Linked DNA regions of Homo sapiens: region 1 is linked to region 2. The links are chromatin loops, found by intact Hi-C in ENCODE. Cell type or tissue: CD4-positive, alpha-beta T cell. All regions are shown on one strand. Each heading gives the region's core, and the rest is flanking DNA. Links, peaks and the distances in the headings are about the cores only.

Region 1 (10,295 bases), core at 2,296-10,295, 62 kb before region 2:
TATGCCCTGTGATTTGCACGTATACATCCAGATGGCCTGAAGCAACTGAAGATCCACAAAAGAAGTGAAAATAGCCTGTTACCGCCTTAACTGATGACATTCCACCACTGTGATTTGTTCCTGCCCCACCCTAACTGATCAATTGACTTTGTGACAATACACCCTCCCCACCCTTGAGAAGGTACTTTGTAATATACTCCCCGACCCTTAGGAAGGTGCTTGGTAATATTCTCCCCACCCTTGAGAATATACTTTGTAAGATCCACCCCCTGCCCACAAAAAATTGCTCCTAACTCCACCACCTATTCCAAACCTAGAAGAACTAATGAAAATCCCATCATCCTTTGCTGACTCTTTTCGGACTCAGCCCAACTGCACCCAGGTGATTAAAAAGCTTTATTGCTCACACAAAGCCTGTTTGGTGGTCTCTTCACAGGGAGGCGCATGACATTAAAGACAAGGAAGCTGCCCTCTTTTGTGTGCCCCTACCCTCTCCTACCCTCTCCCCTACCCTCTCTCCCCTACCCTCTCCCCTACCCTCACTCTCCCCTACCCTCAGCCTGAATCTGCCTTTGGTTAAATGCCTGATGGAATTTTGCAAAAATGAGAGATTTGCTCGGATCACCCCAAATTCCACTGGGTGGAGGATGGGCGGGGAGCTCCAGCAGTGAGAGCGTGGCAATGGAACTGCTTTGTCGAGCTGAGACAAGCATGTCTCTTCTGGACAGCAGATGGGCCCTCTTTGTGAGCCTGTCGCTGCAGACCCGTCTGGGTCCCTGTAAAAAGTAAAGGTTCCTCTATCAAACACTTTCCTCCCCGTCTAATTAGGAATAAATAGTAACTTCTCTTAGAAGCAAAATTTATTCAAAGACCTGTGCTAACATTCTTAAATATCTGCTAGCCGTAATAAAGAAATCAATATACTTTATGTTCTTAGCTCCCACAATTTAGCCTAAATATTTGTCCTGGGTTGCTTATACTGGTCCAAGCAAGCATTAGGTCATAGCCTGTTCCTCTTCCTTATTTGAAGGTGTTTTTACCTTTCTCAGCATTACACAAGTTACTTCCTCCTTCCTTTATTCTCCTCTACCTTTGCCTCTTTTAAAAAGTTCTCAGTTGCTAGCCAATCAGGACAAATACAGAACGTGAGGTCCCGTTCCAGCCAGTGGAAACCGGATACAGCAGTAGGGTGGACGCGTCAGGTTATGAATGACCCTGTCTCCTTCGTTCGGTGTACTCGTGGCAAAACTGCTGGCGAGTGTACCCTTCCTCCAGGAAGTAAAAATGGCCTTGCTAAATAAATTTATGTTCAAGTACGATTTCTTTACGGCACCGGAAAACAAGCATTTCAAACAATTCAGCTGCTAAGGGGAGAACTATGCTCTCAAGATCACACTCAGCTAAAAACCTCACAGGTCCTCAGGTAGTGGCAACAAGGCATCCTAGCTCACATTGATTCCTTTGGCAGTTTACAGGTTTTAATACACATTCCCATGTTATTTTGAGTCTCTTAACCATGGACGAAGAGTAAGGAGAAAAAAGCTTCCCTATGCAGGTGGGAAGACTGATCTGCATCCACTCAAAAGTGAAGTGGAGTAAAACGATTCCAGGCCAGTCCGTCTCCATGCCACACGAGGCCCCGTGCCCCAGGGCATCCATGGGAGGCCACAGCTGTTGATCATAGTTCTTCCCTTTGCCCACTTTTGTCTTTACAAGTAATCATTTCTCTGTTTCCCATCAACATCTCTGTCCCAGGCAGAGATGTCACCCTTCCCCACCCTAGGCCAGACTTGAGGCTGCTGTCCCTGGCACCCCCTGCAGAGCCTGCCCCTCTGGCCCCCCCACTGAGCAAGTGAGTGTGTTCAGCAGAAATGTTCCTCAGCTAGCAGAGATCAATACATCAATAGAAACATCAGCCTGAACATAAACAGAGGGAGGTTGAGGGGAACAGGGGCAGGGGATAAATGCATTCTGCAAAGAGAAAAGCCAGACAGCCCCATCGGGATCTGTGCTCCTGGGAGCGTCTCACCTGCATTGTTAAAGAAGGGAGAGAGACTCATTACTTCAGGCCCTGCTAATTAAGAATCACCATCATGGGAGGCTGAGGCAGGAGAATTGCTTGAACCCAGGAGGCAGAGGTTGCAGTGAGCCGAGATAGCACCACTGCACTCCAGCTAGGGTGACAGAGTGTGAGACTCCGTCTCAAAGAAAAAAAAAGAACTGCCTTCAGATTGGCCTAGGCTGAATTCTGCCTTCATTCTAGGACTGGCGAGCTGGCTCACCTGAAGGCAGCCTTTTCTATCTTGGCCTTACAGGAGCATTGTGGGTGGGATTCCTAGCCATTCCTTTCTTGGGGCTCCATAAGTACTGGGAGTGGGAGCCCCCTGAGCCAAGCATGGTGCCTTTGAGCTACAAACACCTGGCAAGTGCAGGACGAACTGCCGTGGCCGGACTCTGAGCAGCTTAGATATGCAGCAGCCAACTAGCGAAGAAGCGGAAGTGTAACTTGGATTCCAGTGAAGAATGAAAGGCCCCTAAGCAAGGGCAGCAGTCCAACTATCCATGTCGACACAAGTGATGGGAACTAACTCTGGCTTCACTCAGCCTCAGTAAACCTCCAAAGGCACCGTTCTGGAGGGCCATCAGCCTGGCGCCCACAGCCAGCATGGGGAGCACCTGGATGAGGTCTCCTTTGCAGAACTTTGGGGAGGAGGGTGGAGAAGAATGCTTAGCAGGATGCCAGCACCCTCTGGCAGGGGCTCCAGGATGCTCAGTTCTGGGCTCTGGGCCACAGAAACTTCTATCCTTTCCTTTAGCGAATTTGGGAGAATACGCCCAGACCAAGACCAAGAAGCAGTTTGCAGGTTTAGTTTAGTTTAGTTTAGTTTAGTTTTGTTTTGTTTTGTTTGACACGGAGTCTCGCTCTGTAGCCCAGGCTGGAGTGCAATGGCTCAATTTCAGCTCACTGCAACCTCTGCCACCTGGGTTCAAGTGATTCTCCTGCCTCAGCCTCCTGAGTAGCTGGGATTATAGGCATGCACCACCATGCCCGGCTAATTTTTGTATTTTTAGTAGAGACAGGGTTTCACCATGTTGGCCAGGCTGGTCTGTAACTCCTGACCTCAGGTGATCTGCCCGCCTCGGCCTCCCAAAGTGTTAGGATTACAGGCATGAGCCACCGCGCCTGGCCAGCAGTTTGCCAGTTTCTATGGCACAGCTACCCTGAAGAGGTGCAGATCATCAAGTCTGGGTGGATTCTCTGTCACACATTCTTTGATAGTGTTTTTAAAAAGGAATTGGGATTCGAATTGGCGGTGGCTTCTAGTTTGCGGTTCAAGTTTGACCGCTGCCGGCCAGCGTCCTCTGGCCATGGACACCCCGGAAAATGTCCTTCATATGAATATCAACCACTTTTACTTGCTGTGAGTCAAAGAAAACTGAAAATGGTGGAAGTTTTATTAAAGAAAAACACAAATGTAAATGCAATTGATTATCTTAGCAGATCAGCCCTCATACTTGCTGTTAATCTTGGAGAAAAAGATATAGTCGTTCTTCTTCTGCAGCACAATACTGATGTGTTTTCTCGAGATGCATATGGAAAGACTGCAGAAGATTATGCAATTGAGGCTAAGAATAAAATTTTCAAGAAATACAGGATCAACTTACAGCAACTATAAGATGTACTATGGAGACGGAAGGCCATGCACAAAAATACAATGTGAAGCAGCACACAAAATAAGGCTTGAAGTAGAAAATGCCGTGATAAGAAAAACTATTAAAAAGCAAGATGACCAAATTGAGCGGCTTGAGAAAATCCTGCAATGTTCAAGTTTGCTGCAGCAGGTATTGCAAGAAAATGGAACTACAGAAGTAGATGAAGCTTCTTCTGAATTTAAATCTGGATCCTTGCAGGGGTCCCCAGCCTGCAAACCATGGACAGGTCCATGACCTATTAGGAACCAGGCTGCACAGCAAGAGGTGAGTGGCAGGCAAGCGAGTGAAGCTTCGTCTGTATTTCCAGCCACTCCCCGTTGCTCACATTATCACCTGAGCTCTGCCTCCTGTCAGATCAGCAAAGGCATTAGATTCTCATAGGAGTGAAAATCCTATTGTGAAATGCATGTTCAAGGGATCTAGGTCACATGCTCCTTATGAGACTCTAATGCCTGATGATATGTCATTGTCTCCTATCTCTTCACGATGGGACCATCTAGTTGCAGAAAAACAAGCTCAGGACTCCCATTGATTCTACATTATGATGACTTGTGTAATTATTTCATTATGTATTACAATGTAGTAATAATAGAAATAAAGTGCACAATAGATGTAAAAAAAAAAAAAGGAATTGGAAGGAGCAGACAGACCTGCTTAGCATTGTTAGGGTTTGTTCATCATGGCAGGTCTTTTCCAAATAGGCCACCACGTTGCTGATTTTCATTCCTCTGGGAAGTTCTCCAGAGTCCAAATTCTTGCGTCAATTACTTCAAAACTCAGTTTTATACCTGTTACTTCACTTATGTCAAACCACTCAAGGAATAGTGGCGTTGTTGGGGCCAGGAGGTGTTGCGGAGCAAGAGAGAGGAAGGAGAAGCAGTTTTTGGGGACTGGCTGGGTGGGGTTGGACACCCAAGAGTTCAGAATTTGGGCATTTGGGGAGCAAGGGGAGGCCATCCCCTAAGATCCTGGTGGTGGCATCCACGCCCCTGAAAAATCACTTTTGAAATCTGTGCTCTAGCTTAACAAAGAATTCTCCTCTCAAGTATCAAGTGACCCAAGGGGTACTCTGGGTTAAATAAAAGGGAACAGCCAGCAGAAACTGTCCTAAGAAGAACCTGGGGTTCTTGGGGCAGATTAGGAAATTAATACCAAAGAGAGGCTTAGGGCAGCTGCTGCCCAGCCTAGTAACCAGAAGTGGTCTTCTGGGTCTTGAGGTCTTCAGACCGGTAAGTCAGCGTCCGGTGAACAGCCTCAATTAGAGACCATAGCTCTCAGGCCTTCTGCTGAGGATGCCTGAGGTCTTTGCTGACACCTGTTCTTGAAAAGCATGGAGATCAGGACAGTTTGAGCTTCAGGTAGATGAGCAGAGAGCAGAACAGGGCTCTGAGCTGGGTGGCCTCCTCCTTCCTCTGAGGAATCATGGGGAGAGGATGATTAAAAAGAAAGGATGTCTGTGGGGGTAGGGAGTGGGCTTGGGAATATTCGGGATCAGTGACCCTCGGGTCCTCTACCTTGGCCTGATGTGGAGTTGCATTTGCTTTCCCTGAGTTTCAGGCTTGTACACAGGGAGGGGTATGTGAACAAGCAAGCCCTGATGTGCTGAGGACACGATGGCGGTAGCAGGCCTGGGGACTCGCCATAAATAGCCCCAAGATGCATCAGGAATGGGATGGGGCTGTTGGTAACCTCCTTGCTCAGCTAATGATAGTTATAGCACCCTACAACTCAGGGGCACTTGATTTATTTACCAGGTCCTTCCATACCCATTAACTCATGGGAACTTTCCAAGGGTACTATAAAATGGACAAGTAGAGGTGACTGGGTCTCAAGAGAGGTGACTCACATGATGAGTCAGTGGTAGGACTGGCACTGGACTCCACCCCAGAGCTCTCAGCTCTGGCCCTCTTCCCTCCTACTCCACCATACTACAGAGGGACAGTCCCATAGGAAGACCCCCAGGTCAACCCAAGAAACAGCCACACGAATGTGAGGGTGTCCAGAGCCGCTCTGCTTCCAGGCACCTCCCTCCTCATTCAGACACCTTCTAAACCCAGCTTGGAAGGATGCCCTCTCACCAGTTGCTGCATGCCCTCACTTTTGAACTTTGTAGATTGGGAGCTTGAGGGCACACACCACCCCCCCTGCACAGGACGAGAGGTCGACAGGTACAGGCAGCTAGGAGCAATTCACACCCACCAGTAAGTGGGGAAGAGGCTGGCTTAGCCCTTTGGGATACCTGGCCAGGCCTTGTGGAGACCCAGCTGGGCTCCTCAGAGCAGGGACAGCCCATGGGCTCCATAAACTTCAGTGACTCATGGGTGACCACCCTGATAGGGCCAGGGAGAGGCAGAGAGGTAGCCTGCCCTAATCACTGCCTGAAGGCTCTGACATCAGAGAGGTTTGCTGGCCTCCCTCTCAAGTTGGCTCACTCCACCTTGAGGCTCTTTAGGCTCTTTGTGGGTGCCCTTTGTCCTGGACCTGGGCTCCAGCCTTTGGGGCTTCGTGGATGGGAGGAGTGTAGAAGTAGGGGAACAGCCTACACTTAATATCTTAAATTTCAAAGTCTTCTGCTCCTAGCAAGGCTCATGGGGCAGGTTTGAGAAAGACTTTGATCTTGAAATAGGTTGTTGGGTCGTCCTGAGTCCAGGTCTGGGGTTTGTCAGGTCTTGGGTCTTTGATTTGCTGTGAGTGATTTTCAGTACCCTTATGTCTTCATAAAAGGCCCTTCCCAAAATTAGCCAGGTGTGGTGGCACACACCTGTAGTCCCAGCTATTCAGGAGGCTGAGGCAGGGGAATTACTTGAACCTGGGAGGCGGAGGTTGCAGTGAGCCAAGATGGTACCACTGCACTCCAGCTTAACGACAGAGCAAGCCTCCGTCTCTTAAAAAAAAAAAAAAACGAAGTCCCCTCCCAGAGTTTCTGTAAGGATCAAATGAGATAATGGGTGGGAATGTGCCTCACCATCTATATGGTGTTGCACAATGGAAATGGATTTTATCGTAAGGGTTTTGGGGCCCTGTGGGCAGGTGCTTTTGCAGAGGAGAACCAGTATACCAAGGGCTGTCAAGACAGCCTTACTTTCTCACCTTGATGTGGGGGACAGAGGGCTTTCCAAATTTTAGGGGCTGCCAGGCTGGACAGGGAAATGCTCAGCATGGTTAAAGATCCACAGAGTAGAGGGAAATGAACCTTCACTAGCTGTTCAGCGTCCCAGGCCTTTTTACTGCTCATCATAAATTACCATCCTGTTTTATTTTCGTTTTATAGCCTCTTCCAGTCTGTTTCTGGTGATTCACTCTCTGCTCTGGGCCAACTATGTTAGAAATGGTTTCCTGGTCTTTCTCTTTCTCTGTCGACACCTCAGATGGCTGGCGACTGACCCAGCAGCTGGGGAGCTTCCATCAGCACCCGTTGGATGAAGAAACATCAGAGCTGACAGCTGAAAGGTGACAGCAAAGAATCGAGATACGTAGTGTCTGCCCTCTAGCAGCTTCCACCAGAGGAGGGAGGGAACCGGAAACCTCACATTTGCACAGGCTTGCAGACCCAGCTTCTGAAGAGGAGTCACTACTTCCTGGGACCTGCGCCTCCAATTCAGGCAGCTCTCAGGAGGTGATGACACGTTCTTCAGCGTAGTTGGCTCTCTCTTGATGTGGTTGGTCCAACCTTTCAGTATTTAGAAGTGTTAGGGAGACCTCCAAGATCCTTTCCATTGTCAATATCTTGTGGTTCTGCCATTGTGAGAAGGAAGGGCCCTGCCTGGGGGTTGGGAGGCTCTCGTTCTAGTCCCAGTTCTACTACCAGTGAGTGGCCCTGGGCAAGTCTCTTTCTCTCACCAGGCAACAGTTTCTTCTTCTGTAAAGTCAAAAGGCCAAAGCAGGTCACCCAAATGCCTTCTGGTTTTGCCATTCTACAAGCGGTTACCTCATCTGCACAAAACATGCAAGTATTTGTTTGGACACTGACAGATTCCCACAACAAATTAACATCCTGTCAAGTGTCTTTAATGAAATGCTCGTTTTTCAAATGAAAGCAATGGGTTAGGGAAGATTTGAATGATGTTTGCGAGCCTTTGATATAACATTTTTATTGAGATTTTTTGTGTGTCCCGATTGAGGAGAAAGCAACATAATGGCAAAGTTGTCTCTCCTGTCATTTTTCTAATAGAAGAGAATTTTTGTTCAACACAATTTTTAGCGTGAATTGTCAATTACCATTCTCCCAGATCTGTTTGGCAGCATGACCTTGGTTGTGGCCTGTTTTGTGGACACGAGGAGATAAAAGATAAAGTAGCATGTGCTTAGTTTGTGATGAATAGAAGGACACAGGTGGGGACTGGCCTTACAGCACTCACAGTGGCTGAGCTGGGGGTCTGGAGGGAGGGAAAGGGGTCTGCCTTTGCCATGCCAAATATAAGATTGCAGCAGGCCACTTACTCAAAAATATTGTGAAAAGAGTAATGCAGGATGCGGGGCTAGAAGAGAGACAGGGTGGGCATCATTCACGCTGGAAGGTATTGGGGTGAAGGCAGAAGAGGAGGAGAGGGGATGCAGGATGGGGTAAGGGCAATCCCTCTCTGGGCCTCACGCTCCTGATCTGTAAAATAAGGAGTTTGGACTAGACAGGTTCTCTGCTTCACCTGTCTAGCTGGCTCAGAGTGGAGAACAAGGAAGAGGGGCAAGGGAAGAGGAGACCCAGGATGCATCAGAATGGGAGATCCTGGCTTGGCGGCACCCCGGAGAGCTTGGAGAGCATCCCCAACGATAGGGATTGAGGCACAATCTGCTCTCAAACTTGTTGAGAAACTGATTGATACGGAAACACTGCTCTCTGGGGTTTACTTATAAAAAGTAACTCCCCACCCTGCCCCCCGAGAAAGGTGCAACTTCCAGGGTGAGTCACAGAGCCGGTGAGGATCCTCCACACTCCGGGGTGTGACACCGCAGACAAGCAAATGCCAGTATCATTCTTCTCGGGGCAATGTTAAAAGTCTGTTCAACTACATTCAAATTCCCATTTCAAGTGTAGGCTCCAAAATCACATACCAAAGTGTAACCCTTTATGGCTCCATCCCCCGGAAGAAATACACAAAATTCATAATTGTGCATGCGTGTGCGTGTTTAACATCAGCGGACACTAAGAAACAATAGGCTTTTCATTATCTTCCTTTTTTTTTTGTTTTTGTTCTTATTCTTTAAAAGGATTATATGCCAGAGAGTGCAATGGCAGAAGGCAGAAGAGGAGATACAGAACAAGAAGATGGTGGGAGACATTTTGCAATTTATCAAGATATGAGTACAGTTCCCTCTTTGCAAATGCCCAAAGCGCCCTACATTGAGCTTCTTAAATTACGAAGTAATGTTCTTAATGGCTACCCTGAGGCAAGGCTATATCTAGAAGAGCAATTTTTAATCATTAATGTAAAATTATCCTGCTCAGATGATTCCAGTGATTCGAGCCAGGAGTTTGAACGGCCCCAGATGTGCAGCTTCTAGACAGCACATCTGAGGTGGGGTGGCGGGGCCGGGAGAAAGATGGGACTTATGTTTCAGAAGAGGCCTGCCTTGGCAAAGCCTTGCCCCGGGAATATGTCTTTACTCAGCCCCAACTTAGGAGGTGGGTCCCCTGTTGCTGTGCCGAGGGCTGGTTGCCTGAGTGTTGTCCATACGCCACTGCAAACTTATGGAAAAGTCTGATTCTGCTATTTAGACTTCCTCCCCTTTCAGCAACCTACCTCGACTTGGCCCTTCTGGGTTTTGGCAGAGAATAATCTATTATAATCAAAAACACTGTATGATGAATAATACCATCTTTCATTTGTGTAGCACCTCATCCATTCCCAAAGTGCATATATATTTTATTAGACACAGTTAATTCTAGATAAAATAAGTAGCTCACTAAGTCAGTAAGTCCCATTTCCTGACAATTCTGGAAGAAAAGTTCGGTTCTCTTAGCTAGTGGAGGGTCTGAGAGAATCCCTTTAAAATGACTAGATAAAAGAATAAACTGAGGTCTGGAAGAATGAACTTGCAAATATACCATTTAATGTAAATGAAATGTTTAAAATAAAATTCAACGTAGTGTGTCAGGCACTGAGCCTGCTATAAGGAATAGAAAATAGAAGAGTCCCAGCTCCTGAGGGGCACATGGTTTAGTTGGGGTAGGGGGGTGGTGGTTGGACTATACTCAAATTCACTCAACACAAATCAGAGATTACACTAAACCAATGTTCCACTGGTCCAGATCCACTAATTCTTTCCCTGTACCTCACAGCACCAGACCTCTGTGCGAAACCCCCCGGTTCCTGAGCTTCCCTGTTGCACATGGCTTGCCCCCCAATGAAATCCACGGGGCCTTGTACTTAAAGTCCCAGACCACCCTAGTCTCTGCCTACCCTCCTCCAACCCACCACTCCTTTGTACGGCAGGCCTCAAGGATTCAGTCTTTCTCCTTTTCTTTGGGAGAGATCTGGGCTCCCCTCCTGTCCCCTGCTTCCTTGCTGTTTTAAGGCTTTTAACTGCAGAAAAATTAAAGAGTCAACCAAAGTAGAAACATCTAGAAATGACAAGATGCTGTT
Region 2 (13,138 bases), core at 2,345-10,344:
AGGAGGCAGGGAATGGGTTCTAAGGGAATCACTCCGAAAGCAGTGATCCCTGGGTATGGGTAATTGATCAAGACATCCCTTGATCAGTGAAGGGATGAAATGAGCAAGTAGCCCATTGAGGTCTTGATTCTATAACCAAAATCTTCCAGGTTTGGTGAATGAAGGGCTTGCTTGAGTACCTGTAACTGAGATGGAATTCCCAGTCCAGGGTTGGTTCAGACCCAGAGCTTCTCAAATGCAGGGGCAGACAGGGCCTTTGAGCTAGAACCTGTTATAGCAGCACACACGGGACATGATAAATCTTCCGTGAGCTTCCTCCAAACACAGCTGCTGCCCTTTACCTGGGTTACTAAGTTGACATGGTTTGGATATTTGTCCTCTCCAAATCTCATGTTGAAATTTCATCCCCAATGTTGGAGGTAGGATCTCGGGAGAGGTGTTTGGGTCATGGAAGTGGACCCCTCATGAAGGTCTTGGTGCCGTCTTCATGGTGAGTGCTTTCTTACTCTATTAGTTCCCAAGAGAACTGATCGTTAAAAGAGCCTGGCACCTCTCTTCCCTCTCTCTGGCTTCCTGACCTGTGATCTCTGCAGCTGGCTCCCCTTTGCCTTCTGTCATACGCAGAAGCTTCCTGAAGCCCTAACCAGGAGCAGATGCTGGCGTCATGCTTCTTCTACAGCCTGTAGAATCATGAGACAAATAAACCTCTTTTCTTTATAAATTACCCAGCCTCGGGTATTCCTTTATAGCAACACAAATGAACTAAGACATGATCACAGGAGGAATGGGTGATTAGGGGATTATCTGAGCTAGCTCTAACTCCTGGGAACAGGAATGCCACTGTGGTCTCTAGGGCAGACTGGCACTTTGGGAGCTCAGGGATAACTGTTCCCACCTGAATCTTCCCTACAGTAGGTCAGTGGGACTTCAACCCCCTCCAGCAATGACTTCTCAAGTTCCTGAAAGGAAATAGAGGTCTTTATAGGAGAGAAAACCCACATCAGCTTCTTGATCAGAAGACTAAGGCCTTAGTGATAGGAAGGGCCAGGAGGAAGTCGCTTGAGCTCCTTCTACCCATGAATACAGTAAACCAAAAGCAACACTGCAACCCCAGGGGACTGCGAGGCTGAGTGTCACCACCCAACACCAGAAAGATGTAGTTGGGACAATACTGACGATATCTCCTTTCTATCCCAGATTGGCTAGTGTCAAAAATAGCCAGGTTTTAGCAAACAGCAGTGGCATGTTGTACACTTAATTGGGTGGCCACTCCATTTGCAGTTGCTGTTCCAGATGTGGGCTCCTTGGTAGAGCAAATTAATTCAGCCCTGTGCTTGGCATTCAGTTGCTGATCTGGAAAATGGAATGTACTCCACCTGACAAACAGAAAACACTTGAAGCAGTTTGCTTGCCCCTGGCAGAGAGAGGAACAGAATGGTACAGCTCTGCCTCAGGAAATTCTGGCTTTCTGGTTCTTCCCACAGCCTGGACCAGCTCCTCATCCCAACGGGCATCATCCTGCCAATGGGCCCGTACTTTGTATTGATCGCACAACACTAATAGTGTCCAACTGGAAGGAAGTCACAGGTGTCCTCGATGTCTTGTTAAGATGCACATGTGACAGAGACTGGGCTGTGACTCAGGCCCTGGCACCTCAGAGAGGATCCTGCAGGTGCAGTGGTCTGAGACATGTTGGAAAGTTCTCTTCAAATGAAGAACTTAAAAGGAGGCACAATGCTCCATGACTTCTTTGGATTTTGAAGGCAGCCTTAAGATCAATTCTTTTTACCAACTTAAAAGGGGTTTCTAAACAACCTGAAAACATCCAGCTTTGAGTGGGGCCCCAAGCAAAGCCAGGCTCTACAGGGGGTCTCAGCTGTGGCCCAGGACCCTTTGTCCTCAGCCTTTCCTAGTGGTGGTGTTTAATGTCCAGGGTGGGGCACAATGCTGTTTGGAGTTCACCAGAGACAAGCCCCCAGTCGCAAATTCCCAGTGGAGTCTCTGGAGCTTCTGAATGAGTAACTCTTCTTTGAGGAAACGGGTCTCACCATGGGCTGTAGGGAGACTGAATGCCTGACCCTGAGTCACGAAGCAGCCGACAGTCTGAGATGTCCATCATGAATCAGATGCCATCATCGATCCGAAGCCCTGCATGGGAAGTGCCCAGCAGCCCTCTGCCATCAGTAACCTTGCCTGTTGCCCTGTGTCGGGGCCCCTTCTTTCTGATCCACATGGGTGTTACCCTCAATACTGGAGCAGAGACCGGCATTGTCAGGAAGGAATATTTCAATTGCAAGTAACAGAAAATACTGCCTTAAACAGTAGACAGGATGTATTGGCTGGCATGTTTTTGTTGTTGTTGTTGTTGTTTTTAATGCAAAGTTAAACTGCTTCAGGTGAGGCTGGCTCCAGCAACCCAGTGGTGTCACTGGAGACCCTACTCCCATCTATCTTCTCTGTCTTCCATGGCGTCAGCATTATCCTAACACTGCCCGCTCCGCCCGCTGATGGCTGTCAGCATTCGTGGAGCTACAGGCATATGCTCCCTCCTTCCAGTCCAGCGGCAGCGAGCACAGCTCTGCCGGTAAAGCTCCGAAAAACAAAGGGGCTCCTTTCCCCCGGAGTCCCCCAACACCAATTTCCTTGTGTCTCATTGGCTTGAATGGGTCCTGTCCCCAATTTGGACCAAATCCTGTGACTGAGGAGCTTCCTTGATTGGCTGCAAATACCCAGGCCCCGCTCCTGGGCTGAGGAGAGCCAATCCTATCCAAACAGTGTGACCAAGAATGGGGGAGGAGCTTCACTGCCGTAAAGTGGGGGCCGGGACGCTGGGCCTCCAGAACCGCAGGCTTCACACAGGGGGAAGGGGCGCTGAGGGGAATCAGATTTGCCCCTCCCCACAAACTTACAGAATAATAGTCCCATATCTCAGCTTGAATCTTATAAACGCTCAGAGTCCAACCACATTCACGGGATTGTTCCCTCTTTAGGGCCTCTGTGAGGGATGAGGAGGGGAAGGGAGCCGTGGCCCGCCCGTGCAGGGCAGTGGGGAAACCCAAGTGCTTCACCCCCAGCTCTGTTTCTCCTGGATTCCCAGAGCAGATACCCTTCCCAACCGTAGGGATCGGCTTGCCCACACCCCCGGTCTGGTGGGCACCAGGGTGGACAGATGTCTATTCCTCCTAACAGGGCTGGGAAGGAGTCCTCCGGTCCTGGGAAAACACAGACCCTTCCTCAGGCTCCCCGGTTGACGACTTTTCACCCTATTGGCTTTCGAAAAGTTACACCACTTTTCTGACAATTCCCCCTCCCACCTTCTTTTTCATTATAAAAACATTTTCACCCCAAAACCCACGAATTAAATAAATTTATCTCTTGGTATCCACAAGGGATTGGTTCCAGGACCCCTGAGGATTCCAGACTCCAAGGATACCCAAGTCTCTGATATAAAATGGCATATGGCAGGGCGAGGTGACTCATGCCTGTAATCCCAGCACTTTTGGAGGCCAAGGCGGGTGGATCACCTGAGGTCAGGAGTTCAAGACCAGCCTGGGCAACATGGCGAAACCCCATCTCTACTGAAAATACAAAAATTAGCCGGGTGTGGTGGTGGGCGCCTGTAATCCCAGCTACTTGGGAGGCTGAGGCACAAGAATCCCTTGAATCTGGGAGGCAGAGGTTGCAGTGAGCCAAGATGCCACCATTGCACTCCAACCTGGGCAATAGAGCAAGACTCAGTCTCAAAAAAATAAAAAATAAAAATAAAATGGCATAGTATTCGCACATAACCTATGCACATCCTCCCGTATGCTTTAATTCGTCCCTAGATTACTTATAATACCTAATACAATTGTTGTTATATGTGTTACGTAGGAAATAATGGCAGGGGAAAAAAGACTGCACATGGTCAGTACAGACACAAGCATCCAAGCCTCACTGCACCTTCAATGGGCAATTGGCAAACCGCAGATGGATGCAGGGCCTGCGGGTGAGGAATCTGCAGGTGCATATTTCAATTGCAAGTAACAGAAAATACTGCCTTAAACAGTAGAGAGGATTTATTGGCTCACATGATTTTTAAAAATACAAAGTTAAACTGCTCCCAGTGAGGCTGGTTTCACCTGGAGGCTGGCATGACACTTCCAGAGAAAAGTCCTAATTGCCACTTGTTTAGTGCGCTCTACGGTGTCTCGGCAGAGGTTAACACACGGAATACATCTGAATTGCGTTCCAAGTTTGGACAGGCCAAACTGCCTTGCTTTATCAGGCACCGAGCCGGAGATGCGAGCAGTGACTTCCAGGGCTCCTCAGGCTGCTGCCTGCACGGCCATTTCCACCTGTTTGGTGGAAGTGCTCTCTGTTAAGCCTTGGTTTTGCCCTGGAGTTACGCTTCTCTGTTCTCTGTTTTTCAATGCAAGATAACCATGACCCCCAACAGCTCCTGCCTGAAAGCAGATCCTCAGAGACACTGAACCCTTTCCCCTCCTATCTTGACATCAGGCACCACCCACTCCTTTCCCAAGAAAGAGAAACCCTCATCACATTACATTTTAGTTACAAACTGTGGTGCTTAATCTCATATTGCTACTTATTACTTATATAAACTTGTTTTCCATGTTCAGTTGCTGTTTTTCTATCTGTGAGAAATTAGATGCCTTGACATTAGTTAGCAACCACAGTAATTTTTTCTCTAAAATTAATGAAAATATGTCTTCATTTAATGGCTTTTCATTTAGGGGCAGGGTTTTTAGAAATCAGTAGAAGTCCTTGAATGAGGGATGAGTATCCTCATCCTGGACTTCCTGAGCTTTACCTCTGCCTGCACCTGAAGCTTGTGACCAAGGGCTTTGAGTTTGCTGAGGCCTCTTGGGAAGGCCAGAGCCGTTCCCAGTGGGGCCCAACAAGGCAGGGTGAGGCAAGCTCTCTGGACCCATCTACTCTCAGGAGGTCCCCAAGATGACAGCTGGATTGGCATCACTCTCTGCAGGAGACAGGACTCACGGCCTCTCTTGCTCAGAGGCAGCCATGCACCAGGCTTTTCCCATGTTCCCAGCCTCCCCTGTTGGGGCGTTCTGCACAGTTCCTCCAGATCACAGCACCCTGCCTGCCTCAGGATGACAGAGTCCATCCCAAACCAGCATGCTTTTAGGATGAGGCCCTGGCAGCTGGGCTGTGAGTGGACGGAGAGAGGGCAGGCCTGCAGGTTGGGAGAGACTGTGAGGGCGCTCACACTGAATTACAGCAGCCCAAGGTGGCAGGAAGTGAAGGACACAGAACTGTAAGGGGTGTCCCTGAGGGGACTGGGCTGGGAGGAGAGGGCAGTGGGCTACAGGGGTGGGGCAGATGAGTTTGGTTTTGGATGTGGCACGTGGGCTGTGTGTGGGCTCTCCCAGCAGACATGTCCAGCGGGTAGCTGAGCATAGCACATAGCTGCAGGGTCCAGAGGGAGGTCTGGGCAGAGACAGAGGAGGCCGGGAGCTGGGGGGAAGCCAGCAAGGGTAATGGAGCCGACAGCGCAGGGCTCACTGGAGAGGGCAGGCCTATTCTCTGCATTTTCATGCACTCCTTTCACTAGCTTCTTCCTTTGGGGTTTCAATGTGTCTCCATCTCAGAGTTTCTTTTACTTAAATCCAAATATCCGCAGAGGGGTGACATTCTAAGCTTTCGTATTAATCAAATTTTACAGAACTATACTCAAATTAAACAAAGAAAAATAAAACGATGGGGGTGGATGTATTGGCCCAGGTCAATACAAAGTTTGGAGCTCCAGATACGGCTGGGTCCCGCTGCTCAAGCCTTGTCAACAGGACTGTTCCGACTCCTCTGTGAGCTGGCTTCACATATGGGGGCAGGGATGGCCCCTGGCAACCCCAGGTGTTCACTCTACTAGCTAGAAAACTCTCACAGAAAGAGGGCACCTCTCCAAAACCCTGACATTAATGAATTTGTGAGGCTGGGGCCAGGAGTCCACCTGGAGCCAGGAGTGAGATCAGCCCTGCTCAATCCACGTGGTCTCAGAAGAGTAGGGAGATCCCCCAGTCAAAAGCCGGGAACTGTGACCTGAGGTGAGGTCTGGGATGGAGGCCATCGTGGGGCCACTAAGAAAAAAAGGGCCTAGCTTGCTGAGGGCTGCACAGGGCAGAGCTGTGGTGCCATCCCTGGGAGACTTTACCTGGACTTTTACATGAGAGAGAAATCCAGTTTCATCTTGTTTAACTCATTCAGAGTTCACACCTGTTGCTCCCAGTCCAGCCTAATCCTATTGAACTCAAGCTCTGTGGGGGCACAATAAGAAGGGTCTGGGGGCAATGGGGCACTGGGGCTTTTCTGAGAAGGGGGTATTGGAGCTCCAAAGCCTGAGGCCAGCCCTAAGGGACACAGCTTCCCCCACCTTCTTACCTCCCCCTCACACCTGCACACAGACCACTCCATCAGGATCCTGTATCTGGAGGGGACCCCAGAGAGCATCACTCGCTCCCTTGGCAAACAGGTACTGTGCACCTGCTCCACACAGGCCTTGCGGACATGAGGCTAATGAGACATGGCCCCTCAGAAGTTCCATGTAGAGGGGACGATGAGAGGCAGGGAGAGCTGCAGTGTGCAGGGTGTGAAGGAAAGTCAGAGAACTGGGTCCTGGAGGCCAAGCGGGATTTGCCAGATAGGAGAGAGTGTTCTAGACGGGGGAAAGGCAAAGATGAGTATGGGAGAGCGGCACGTTCAGGGAACAGCAAGGAATTCCCCGTGACTGGAGTGTGGGGGGCCTGGTGCAGGAAGACGGGGAGCAGGGCCAGGCCCCCAGGGTCTTGCATGCCTACAGATGATGCTCAGCTTCCAATGGAGGCCACTGGGGGATTCTGCAGGTGGGAGGCTATGAGGTCAGATTTAGGATCCCAGCTTGACAGACAAGGAAACAGGAGTTTAAAGTCAGGAAGCCTGGGGCCTGGCCCCTCATTTGTCAGAGGTTCTCAGTACACCAGCCGGCTGGCCCCACGCTGCTCTCTGGGTGGGTGCCTCTCAGAGAGATGCCCCTCAACCTCTCCTCTGTTCTTCCTCCCAGGTGCCTGCCTCAGCCTCTACGCAGATGTGCAGTAATGTTCCCACTTTGCTGGAGCTACAGGAGGTCACCAGAGGAGCTAGAGCCGAGAAAGGGAGACGGTGGCCTCCTGGGGGCAGTCCCATTTTGGGGAAAGGCCTCACCCAGGGGTCAGTGTTGGTTCCCAACCTGCTTGGGTGCCAGGGTAACATGGGTGAGCTGTGGAACCTGCTCTGTCAGCTCCTCTGTGGTGTTAGACCCCAGGACTTTGGCTTGGGACTTGGGAATAAATAAAGCTCAGTCCCTGCCCCCAGGGAGCTTACCACCAGGAGGACAAGTCAGGTCTGCAGACAATTATGATGCAGAAGGAGCTTGGTGGCCATAGCCATTTCTTGGTACAAATATATAGTCACATTGATGAGTAAACCCTCCTGTCGGAATCTGAAAGCCCTCATCTGCTCATGGAGTCCCTCAGCTTCTCACAATCCCTTCACCATCTGGCCCTTGCCTCTCATCAGGTCCAAACCCAATCTAACAGCTGAACAGGAAACAGACCCCATCCTGTATCCACTACTGTCCCACCCACTGTCTTCACTGACCCCTCCCCACAAAGAAAAACCAAATAGGGCCTTGCAGGATGAATGGGAAACATTTGGGTGGGCAGGAGGCAGCACGGGAGCAGCCAGGGGTGGGGTGGCAAAGGCCCGGCTGTGGCTGGAGCTCAGGTGTGTGTTACAGGAGGTGATGGGAACACTGGGAACAGTGGAGAGTTGGTGGAGAGGCGGAGCCCACTCAGCTGTGGCAGGGACTTCAATGTAGTCTGAGATGCTAGTGATGGGGAGCCACTGGCTATTCTTCAGGACAAGGGGCCTGGGCCCTCCTACCAGCACCCAGCAGGCCAGAGCTTCCCGCCGCAGCCCCTCGAACCCGAGGCCATACCTGCAGCTCCAACCCTGCCTGTTGCAAGCTCTCCTGGCTGCCCTGTCTCCAAGCCCAGCAACAGCTCCTCCAGTAACTGCCAGAGTGTGGGTGTGTCAGAGCCTTCTGGGGGTGGTTCTTCACCTACAGACAGAGTCAGGGAGCTTCAGGTGCCTTCGCAGATGGAGTGGGCACTATGCAATATGTTAGGACTCTTCTCGAGGGTGTAGGTTTGCACGGACAACAGAACCTCCCCTCACTCCCTTCCCTGCATCCCAAAAAGAGAGTCCTTGTCCCTCTGGCCCCCACAGCACCCTGTAGAGGCCTCTGTCATTGTCCTCTAGGGTCTGGGTCCCCTGATAAACTGCAGTTTCCTCAGCACCAGGCACATAGTAGGTGCTCAAGAAACGCCTATTAAGTGAGTGAGTGAGTGTGGTCAGGACGGCACAGGAGGTGAGTCTGTGGGTCTGTATGCCTGTGTGTGAGTGTGTGTGTGTGTGTGTGTGTGTGTGTGTGTGCAATGCCTGTCATAGCCTGGCCTGCATCTTACCTCACCCAGGGAAGTTCCTGGCAGGGCCAGGAGGAGGGGCTGGGTTTTCTTTCCTGCTCATTTGCATGACAGGTGTTGGCAGTTTATCTAACTGTGATAATGAAGAGGATGGGGGGTGCTAATTCCTTCTTGCTTTATTGAATCCACCAATTCTTCACAGCCTCAGGGCCCTGAGAGGGGGTGATTAAAAGACACTTCAGCATGCTGGTTATTGCCAATTAACAGACTCCAATATAAACAATTAATAAAGCCACAGTGGGAGGTGAGAGGGAGGGATTCAACCCCCTTGCCTCCACGAGTTCAAGCAGTTCCAGGGCCCCTGGGCCCAGCCACACCCAGATGGCCCTGCCCTGGAGGCTGGTGGTTAGGGCTGATGAATGCCTGAGAGGTGATATGAAGATGCCAGGGAGGAGAGTGCTGGTGAGGGCCACTTGGCCTCAGACTGGGGGAGGTGGGGGCTGCAAGCCCACCCCTGCCGAGTCGCCAATGAGGACACACCCAGGGGAGGGCAGGAACTTGCCCAAGGCCCCTGGGCCGACCAAGACAGTGCTCTTTGGACCATGTGTTCCATGCCCCTTGGGCCGGGCAGTGGCCCACCCTGATGGGTCTCCTCACCCGTCTAAGGTAAGGAGCTATCTCCAGTCACTGGCCTCTTAGGATGAGCCATGTGACTCCATTTCCCTTGCCAGGTTGCCCTCCTCACCTGCCGTGGTCCCTGTAACTTGACTTCTCATGCAGGAGAGGGGCCCACCTGCCTGGGGGCAGCATTGCCTGTTAAGGGCAAGTCTCAGGGGTTGCAGCATGAGCTACCGAAAGGCACCGCTCTGAGCCACTGGGGCCACTCATGGCACAAGCCAATCTCATGAAATCCTCAAACCCTCAGACCGACCTCAGCGGGAAGCAGGATTACAGGTGGGAAAACACTCATGCCTCAAGGGTCTAAGGAACTCACTTCCACAACCCAAGTCACTCTTAGGAGCAGGTGGTGCAGGTGCCACGGGCCGCACGTGCTCTGGGCCAGGCGCCCCCAAGCTTGTGCTACAAAGGGCCGAATAGCACGTGACTGAGCTCTGCCAACCACACCGCCTGCATCACAGCCGCCTAATCTGCGCATGCAGGGCGAATGCAGCCAGAGACAATACGTAACAAATGTGCGGCTGTGTCCCAAGAAAACTTTATTTATGGATGCCGAAATTTGAAATTCATATAATTTCACGTCACAAAATATTATTCTTATCTTGATTCATTTTCACCCATTTAAAGATGTAAACCCATTCTTAGCTCTCAGACCATATAAAAATACGTAGTGGCCCCGATTTGACCCATGGGCCATAGTTTGCCAATCTCTGATCTAGGCCTTAGCACTTTGGGATGTCTTGGGCATTCTAAAGGGAACTTCCTTGGGATATGACTCCTCAGGGGAGGGAGGACTGGGAGCTGAACTCCGTCCAGCTCAAAAAATGGGGGTGCCAGACCCTGTTCCACCAGAGAACCAAATGGCCACAAAGCATGGCCCATAAGGGACAGAGAGCCAGGCTGAGGGGCAGGTGTGGGTGGGTGCGAGCAGAGAGACAGACAAGGGGGGACCACTGGCTGCCCCACGACCCACTTGTGTTGGGGCAGGACAAGGACGACCACCCAAAATGGTGCTGAGCCTCAGCACCTGGACCTGGGACAGTTTCCTGCTCTTATATGGGACCATGGACATGTCTGATATTCTGGAACTTCAAAGCAAATCAAAGAGAAGGGACTCAGAGGGAGCTCAGAAATTGTCTTTCTCTCCTCACCCCTATTCACCTCTTTCATTCAATCAACAAACATTTTTTGAGAATCTGCTAAAGGCGGCTTATTTTTCAGTTTGAGACAAAGCCTCCTGGTCTTGCAGCTGCCTTTGGAAATGCTCCTGGAGGAAAAAGGTTGTGTTTGGGGTTGCCAAGGACATTCTCGAGTCACCCAGGAAGTGAGAGTAACTAGAGGACATCCCAGGTCCACAGAGCAGATAAGTAAATTTCTTGAGGGAATTCCTGTGTTTTTGCAAAGAAAGTCATGTAGCGAAGCCAATACTGTGTTCGAGGCAGCAGGAAGGTTTCCTGGAAGCCTTGGTGTAAAAGACAATAATGACAGATGTGAAAGAGTGCAGTGGCTTTGAAAAGTCAGGAAGTGAGCTTGCCATCTGGTCCCTGTTGGGTGCTCCATAGCTGTCCCTCCTCCTGCCTCAGCTTCCACAGGGCACCTCTCAGGCTGGGGGCAGGTAGCGGAACCAGAGCTCCATTGTCACAGCAGGGACCAGCTGCCCAGAGCCAGCCGCTGGTCCAGGGTTGGAGCAGGACACGTGCCTCTCCTTTCCTCATCCTGCACCTTCGACCCATCAGAAATCCTGCTGGCTCTATCTTTAAAATGTGTCTCATTGTGGTTTTGATGTGCATTTTCCCCATGATTGGTGATGTTGAGCATGATTTCATATACCCGTTGGTCATTTGGATGTCTTCTTTTAAGAAATGTCTATTCAGGTCTTTTGCCTATCAAAACCACAAAGAGATATTACCTTACTCCTGTGAGAACGGCTATTATCAAAAAGACAAAAGATAACAAGTGTTGGCAAGGATGTGGAGAAAAGGAAACCCTAGCACACTGTTGGTGGAAATGTAAATTAGAACAGCCATTATGGAAAGCAGTATGGAGGTTCCTCAACGTATTAAAAATAGAACTACCATATGATCCAGCAATCTCACTACTGGGAACGTACCCAGAGGAAATAAAATCAGCATGCTGAAAAAATATCTGCACTCAAATATTTATTGCAGCACTATTCACAATAGCCAAGACATGGAATCAAACTAAATGTCCTTCATCAGATGAACTGATACAGAAAATTGGTACATACACACTGTGGAGTACTATTCAGCCATAAAAAAGAAGGAAATCTTGTCATTGTGACAGCATGGATGAACCTGGAGAACACTATGTTAAGTGGAATAAACCAGGCACAGAAAGACACGTGATTCTCATGTGTGGAATCTAAAAAGTCATTCTCATAGACATAGAAAGTGGAGTTTGGTTACCAGAGGCTGGGGTGACCTGGGGGAGAGGGAATGGGAGGAGGCTGATCAAAGGATATATAATTACCGTTAGATAAGAGGGGGGAACGTCCAGAATCGGGCAAACGTACAAAGACAGAAAGTATTCAATGATCAGTGATTGCCTGCGGCCAGAGGATGTGAGGGAGAGGAAAGGTTTCAGGGTTGGGGTGGGGAGTAGAAATTGGGAATGACCGCTGATGGTTGTGGGGTTTCTTTCTGATGAAAATGCCCTAAATTTGATTGTGGTGATGCTTGCACTCTGCAAACATACTAAAAACCATTGGATTATACACTTTAAATGGGTGAATTGTAGGCTATGTGATTTATATCTCAATAAAGCCATTTTTTAAAAAGTTCCTCGAATCTGGCTGGGCACGGTGGCTCACGCCTGTAATCCCAGCACTTTAGGAGGCCAAGGTGGGTGGATCACGAGGTCAGGAGATCAAGACCATCCTGACCAACATGTTGAAACCCCATCTCTACCAAAACACACAAAAAAATTAGCCAGGCGTGGTGGTGCGTGCCTATAGTCCCAGCTACTCAGGAGGCTGAGGCAGGGGAATCACTTGAACCTGGGAGGCGGAGGTTGCAGTGAGCTGAGATCGTGCCACCGCACTCCAGCCTGGGGACAGAGCAAGATTCCATCTCAAAAAAAAAAGTGCCCAAAATCTGACCACTTTGCTGCACTGCTGCCATCCTAGCTGGGGCCTGGAGGACAGCAATCACCCCTCACTGGTCCCCTGCCTCCGCCTTTGCCCCACAGGCTGTCCTCTAGGGAGGGACCCTCTGAGATCATCAATCAGACCACATCCCTGCTCTGGTCTCCATGGTCCCAAGGCTGTCATTCCTAGCCTGAATCCACAATTTTAGCATGGCCAGACATTCTGTAAACTCCCAGCCACCACCCTCTCCCCATTCACACGTGCCTGCCATGCTGGCCTCCTCACCTCCCTCCACTGGTTACTCCTCCCCCAGCGCCATGGCCTCCCTCTCTCACTTCCTGTTCAGGGACTGGCCCCTTCCCTGCCCTCCTCTTCCTTTGTCTTCCCCACATCTACACCCCTTGGAGCAGTGGTAGTACCTGGGGTCTGTGGATCCCCTACAGATCCCTGGATAGAATTCCGGGGGCCTGGGAATGTGGACAGGGAAGAATCACATCATTATTTTCACTCCTCTTTATTTGAACGTAGCACCTGTTTCCATTGCATGCATTAGCAACAAACCACAGAGGTGGTCCCAGAATCTGGGACTTTGTCACCCATAGAAAGTGCAGATCGTTTCAATGATATTATAATTGCAGCAGAAAACTTGAAGTCTCACTCATGCTCAACCCTACTTTGAGATGATGTGGTTTTAGATAGCCCCACTACGCAATTTCATTCTTTTAGTGCATTAATAAAGAAGCACATATATTGCTCCAGTACCATTTTTTCCTAATATTTTGATAGCTGTATTTTAATATAATTGGTTTCCTTTGAATCTTAGCTATTTTATTTTGCGGACTTAAAAATGCTATTCTGAGAAGGGGTCCATAGGCTTCCCCGGACACCAGAGGGG

Evidence for each region. Hi-C counts contacts between places; a loop is a spot of excess contacts. Peaks named below come from ENCODE experiments on the same cell type or tissue, not always from the same donor. Only the 100,000 strongest peaks of a DNase experiment are listed, where the experiment ranks them.
Region 1: it touches region 2 in a loop (1.9-fold over the local background); 2 of 110 quality-filtered maps call a loop at or near these places.

Annotation. Positions count from the first base shown.
Region 1 is chr6:33,879,771-33,890,065 of GRCh38, forward strand. It overlaps LINC01016 (long intergenic non-protein coding RNA 1016), which reads right to left. Exons shown (of 3, transcript NR_038989.1): 3 at 9,741-10,295. It also overlaps a transcript of LOC105375027 not described here. Among named protein-coding and RNA genes, the nearest start is that of LINC01016, 12 kb to the right of the region's middle. In CD4-positive, alpha-beta T cell, for the core only: no CTCF peak of the experiment used is centred there; a DNase peak (open chromatin) is centred at 7,251.
Region 2 is chr6:33,942,155-33,955,292 of GRCh38, forward strand. No RefSeq gene overlaps it. Among named protein-coding and RNA genes, the nearest start is that of MIR7159, 50 kb to the left of the region's middle. RefSeq lists an enhancer at 12,274-12,774. In CD4-positive, alpha-beta T cell, for the core only: no CTCF peak of the experiment used is centred there; no DNase peak of the experiment used is centred there.